Linked DNA regions of Mus musculus: region 1 is linked to region 2. Evidence: chromatin loops called from intact Hi-C (ENCODE). Cell type or tissue: gastrocnemius. All regions are shown on one strand. Each heading gives the region's core, and the rest is flanking DNA. Links, peaks and the distances in the headings are about the cores only.

Evidence for each region. Hi-C counts contacts between places; a loop is a spot of excess contacts. Peaks named below come from ENCODE experiments on the same cell type or tissue, not always from the same donor. Only the 100,000 strongest peaks of a DNase experiment are listed, where the experiment ranks them.
Region 1: it touches region 2 in a loop (4-fold over the local background); 4 of 42 quality-filtered maps call a loop at or near these places.

The regions. Positions count from the first base shown.
Region 1 is chrX:18,418,959-18,421,887 of GRCm38, reverse strand. Dipk2b (divergent protein kinase domain 2B) reads left to right here. Exons shown (of 5, transcript NM_175228.4): 4 at 1,252-1,540; 5 at 2,642-2,929. Among named protein-coding and RNA genes, the nearest start is that of Dipk2b, 41 kb to the left of the region's middle. In gastrocnemius, for the core only: no CTCF peak of the experiment used is centred there; DNase peaks (open chromatin) are centred at 1,298 and 1,519.
Region 2 is chrX:18,281,273-18,284,201 of GRCm38, reverse strand. No RefSeq gene overlaps it. Among named protein-coding and RNA genes, the nearest start is that of Kdm6a, 120 kb to the right of the region's middle. In gastrocnemius, for the core only: no CTCF peak of the experiment used is centred there; no DNase peak of the experiment used is centred there.

The DNA.
Region 1 (2,929 bases), core at 266-2,765, 140 kb before region 2:
TATCAGTTCATTACAGCTTCATTAAAACATATTCAAGAGTTGACATTCTAACATAGAAATGGACTATTTCTACATGGTCTTACCCTGAGATGAAGAGCTATGTGTGGTCAATAGGAAAATCAGTCTCTTCCAGGACAAACTCCCACAGAGATTGTCCAATAACAAATGGCGAGCTCTGGTCACATATGCATATGAGTAATACTACATGGACACAGAAGGCTGTATATACACATGTAAAGATATATGCATATAAATATATATGTATCTGTGTGTAGCTATAATAAAGATCATGGATTTTGGAGAAAGAAGGGAGACACAGGAGGAGTTAGTGGGAGAAGGGAAGGCTGGGAGTGATGGAGATGCAGTGCTCATTTATGAAGTGCTAAAAAAAAAAAACTATTTTGAAAAATGGTCAAGAAAAATCTAGCTAGGATTCCCTCCCCAAATCCACAAGGTGAGAAGAACTCTTATAAGTAGTTAGGCTGAGCCACACTCTCCCAGTATTTGTCTATCTGGAAGCTTCCATCCAGTTGAGAAGAACCTTTGAGTATGTAGTTACTGGAGCAAGGCAGATATGCCCAGCCTAGCAGTGGGGACATCCAAAGAACAGTCACTGGCATGATCCTTATCCTAACTTAGAACCAGGTACTTGTATTCTTCTATTTATTCATGAGCTCTGTTGAGACAGCTGGCCTCAACCCTCTTGCCTCAGCCTCCTGAAAAACTGAAACTATATACATACATGATACCCTGTTTGTAATATTATTATTATTATTATTATTATTATCATTATTATTATTATTTGTCTTGTAGTTACCCTGAAGTTAATCTTTTATTATTTTTCCCATGGCCTCTAAGCAATGATATCTTGGAAATTGCAGACTAGTCATATATTTTAAATGACACATCTTAAAATAAACATATTCAGTGATTTTCAGTGAAGGTTGGTTAGCATTCTTAAGTCTCACTTGGAGAAAGTTGTGAAATATGATCCACAGCACAGATGAGAGCAGCCTCCTTCTCCCTGAATTCCTCCTTCCATTAGCAATGCATTACAAAAGTGGAGGAAGAGCATGAGCCTTACCACATGGCAAAAGGTATAAAAAGATGAAGAAATGTTTTGCCATCATGTTTTGAGATCCAGGCTGGCAGTAAGACATATTTATGTGGGCTGCAGGAGAGAGGTAGAAAGCAAGCTGTCTCTGTGATATTTCTCTCTGTGTCTAATGCCTGTTCCTTCTGGCTTGACAGATCTTCCCTGGAGCAGAGGGCTGGCCAATGCCCAGGTACCTGGGCTCCTGTGGTAGATTCCTGGTCAGTACCAGTACCAGACCATTGCAAGAATTTTATGATGCCTCTCCAGAGCAAGCTGCTGACCTTGCCTACCAACTCCTCAGGGTCCTGGAATCCCTGAGGAGCAATGACTTGAACTATTTCTTCTATTTCACCCATGTTGATGCAGGCATGTTTGGCATCTTTGACAATGGGCATCTGTTCATCCGAGATGCCAGTGCGCTAGGCATCATCGACAAGCAGGAAGGTACGCAGCATGGGCTTGGCTGAGCAGCTGTCAAGGGGGATATCAGGGTGACCAAAGCTAAGGAGGGGTGACCTGGGGTCACACTCCTGGGACTTTATACTCTGTGTGTCACTGAGTAATCAAACTTTGGGGGATGTTAGCAGCCATAAAACAATGCCCCCTCTCCCCATTTGAATTTTGGTTTCATCTTCAATCCCAAACAGAAAGTGAGCTTGGCCTTGCCTATGAGAAACATTGTCCATTGTGGTATGAACCCTGATGAGCCCTCCCAGGATGGTTCTGTATCTCACTCATACACAAGTCACAGGTCCTTCTCTCCCTCAAGCTTTTCTCCTTAGATGTTCTTAGCCTTCATTTAAGACCCAATTGTCGGCCTGTTGCACTAGTACACTTTGCAATCAGTGTTGATACACTGACTGTAAAGATTGAAACTTAAAATACAAGGAACCGAATGAGATGTGTGAGTGAATTGTGTTTCTCGGTGTTTATAAGGCTCAACCAGTGTTCTAAAGCCCATTAACCCCCAGTTTCTCAAGGTGACCAAATATGCTGAGCACAATAATAGGACAAGAAACTTTTCTCATTTATGACACTTTTTTTTACAAAGTGCAAAGATAGAGAAAACAAACCCTTTTTCTCACTTCCTGATTTACCTTTATTAAGAAGAATCAAATTAGAAGAAAGGTTGATTCCAGAATATTCAGGCTATGCAAACATTGGTCCCATTGCAGTCTGCTGAAGGCATATTATGAATGATATACCCCCTCCAACTTTCTATTTTAAATATTCAATGAAACCAATCCTAATAGCATCCTTACTTCCCTAATTCAGTAATCCAGATTTCTACAATTATAGCCCAGCTTCTGGGGGACAGTGGATTCCCCACACTTGCACCTTAGCCTAATTGCCAGAGAACATTATGCAGTGCTGTTCTCTGAAGGGGCTATTGCATTCCTGAGCCCTAAATCTTCTCGTGATAGGAAAATAGGTGAAGCCCTTCTCTCAGCAGTTCTAATTGGCAGTGCCCCACCCTATCCTACCCCACCTCCCACATGCAAGAATAGTTTGTACAGTATCTGATAGTTTCTATTTCTCTTCTAGGCAGCCAAGCAGCTGCCAGGACTGGAGAAAATGAAGACATTTTTAGCTGCCTGGTTTCTGACTGCCAGATCCAGCTGTCCTCCTGTGACACTGTCCCTGAGAAGCAAAGCCTTGTGCTGGTGTGTCAGCAGCTGCTGCCTCAACTTCTCCAGGGAAAGTTTCCCTCCCCTGTGCAAAAGGAAATAGACTCTGCTCTCAGCCTGTGCAGCAAGGATAACAGCACAGACCTAGAAGTTCTTGGGGCTACCAGTTGGCTGAAGGACATCTTAAGATCTTTGAGAACCTGTG
Region 2 (2,929 bases), core at 318-2,817:
GTGGGGCAGAGACAGGTAAATCATGAGAGCTTGCTGGCCAATCAGTCAAAAACAGCAACCTTCAAGTCAACAGGAGACCCTGTCTCAAAGCAGTAAGACTTGAGATCTTAATGTGTGCAAAATACACACCTACTTGGAATTTATATATAGCACTTGTATTTTTAAATCTTGGATGAACTATAGTCTTTTCAGATGAAAACTTCTGATGCATTAGTATTATGGATTCACTTACTCTGTCCCCCTTCTCTTTTAAAGTAAGTATATTGTACTTGTGCATTCTTGAAGGAAAGTATATTTTAGAGTATTGCTCTATATTAAACATACCTTTTAAAATGCTATTCTTAGTTATGAATTGTGTGTGTGTGTGTGGGGGGGGGGGAGTGACATATGTGAGTACATATGCTTGTGGAGTCCCAAAGAAGACATTGGATCTCCTGGACATGGATGGAGTTTTAGGCTTGTAAGCTGCTTGACATTGAGTGTTAGAAATGAAACCTGGGTCCTCTGGAAGAGCAATACATGCTGTTAACCAATGACCAATCTCTCCAACCCATTAAATTTATCTCTGGTCTTACACACAGTTATGAATATCTTCTTTGAGACAGGACATATGTAACCATATTATGTACAAAAAGAGATAATATGTAATTATCTTACTACCTGTATGTATACCATAATATATTGGGGAGAAAAACATTCAGGGAGACTGGGGAGATGTTTTAATGGATGAATATTTGCAGTACAAGCAAGAGAATCTGCATTTGAATCCTTTGCATTCACGCAGACACATGCTGTATCTAGTTGGTCTCAAGGTCAGAGATCAGTCTACCTCAGCCTCCCAAGTGCTGGGATTAAAGGCGTGTACCACCACTATCTAGCTAATTATCTTATAATATTAGTCCTTATGTTCATTAGTAATCAATCTTTCTGCCTGTTGGTATTAAAATGTTTAGTCATTTAAAAAAATAGGCCATACATCGTTGGTTTGACTAGAGCGGTTCCATTTCATAGCAGTTGTCCAACCCAACTATTAACAGTGCTCTTTTAGTCTGAAGGTTTAGGTTCTATCAGATATGGCCAACTTAATTTTAGGTTATTAAGTTTAAAGATATCTTGAGCTTGGTAAAGAAAAATTCAAACAGGATAAGTCCTTAATACTAACACAATGGTAGACTAAGGATTAAGCAATTCCTAGTTCTCTAATAAGAAGTACAATTTGGAATGGGACTGCAAAGAGATATTTTGGCTTCCGCATTAAGTAACCTACAACCCTTAATGCAAATTATATGATCTCCATTTGCCTGAATTTACTTGTATGTAAAGATGAGGTCAAACCAGGGCTAAATGGAAGGAAATATCATTTCCTTCAAATCTTTCTATCATGTAAGTCCATGACAGAAATACTGAAGTCATGACAATGTCAATTCTCATTTTCTTGTTCAATTTTTTTTTTTAAACAAAACATCATACGCTTAGGTAGCAGCCATATATGACACACACACACACACAGGTCAGCGATCAACTTGAAGGAATGTTCTCTTCCCACCATGTTGAGTTCTGGTGATCAAACACTTATGGCAAGTGCTCTTCCGTCATCCACATCTCACCAGCCCTACATACGGTTTTATAGGTGATTTGCTAGTCACCAAGGAGTAGCAACTTAAATTTCTTATCTGGAGTTCCTAGAAAGACCAAAACCAATCCACGTCTCTCAAAACTAATACCTTTCTCAGTAATCACGTTATTTCACTGAAGTAGCTCTGGCAAATATCACCAACAATCAAATGGCAACTCAAAGCCAGCTGGCTAATCCTTTTCTTTGAGGCATGGAATAGTTTTTTTTGTTTGTTTGTTTTTCAAAAAGTTCTAGCCTAACTCTAGTTACCTTAAGTTTTATGCTCCTTTGTATCCTGTCTTTTATGTGTTGATATTTGTATTGGGTATTTAACCAACCTGTTTTTTCATCTGACAGTCCCTGTATTATCTTTTGGGTCTTTAGCACCACCTCAAAGAACATTCAGCTATACTTGTGGTCCAGGTTACACCTTAATTTCAGACATCCAATTGCTACTTTTACAGTTAAATCTAGTGCCTCCAGAACTTCTCACATGTTATCACCTATTCTGGCTAAGAAGTACCCTTGTTTACATGAAAAAATATCTACTTGGTCTTACAGATTTGGTCTTTAAAATTTGAAGTTCAAGCCTGCATCATCTCTTCCTTCTGAAATATCAAGTTGCAATGCAGAGAAGATGAAAAGGGCAATAAAGCTAGGTATGGTAGTATAAGCTTGTAATCTCCGTGTTCAGGAGGCTGAGGGATATGAGTTCAAAGTCAATATAAGAAACACAGTGTACAAAACTAATAAACAGGCAGGAAGAGCACTGTAAACTCAATGTTCTTTAGCTTAAATCTAATAGATGGTTTCACATTAACTACAAATGCAAACATTCCATATGGCAAGAAAAGCTTTCCAGTGTTGAGTCTTTAGCTCTTTTCAAACTGTCTTTTGCCATTCCTTCAACCTCAGCCACATTTGGAATTCCCAAATCAGCTTGTCCTGTTAGGTATGATGATGCTGAAATGCATGCCCCAATGTCACTCCTGCTAGTTGATCTCTAAGCTCCCAGGATATATATATATATCCCTTCCTAGATGTATATAAAAAGGCTAGAAAGCAGGAATCACATTTTACTCATGTGTGTGATAAATATGTAGAATAAATGAAATTCCACATAATTTTATGGCATGGCATATATGTAGCCTTCCCATCAGACACACAATAAAAATAGTATTTCATATCTAGAAGACACCTCATTTCACTTAAGCTGCTACATTATTTGGTCCTTAATTTTGATTAGTCAATTACTAGTACTTTGAAAGGTCCTAATTATCAGTTCATTGTTTTGTAAATGTGACTTTGGTTTTA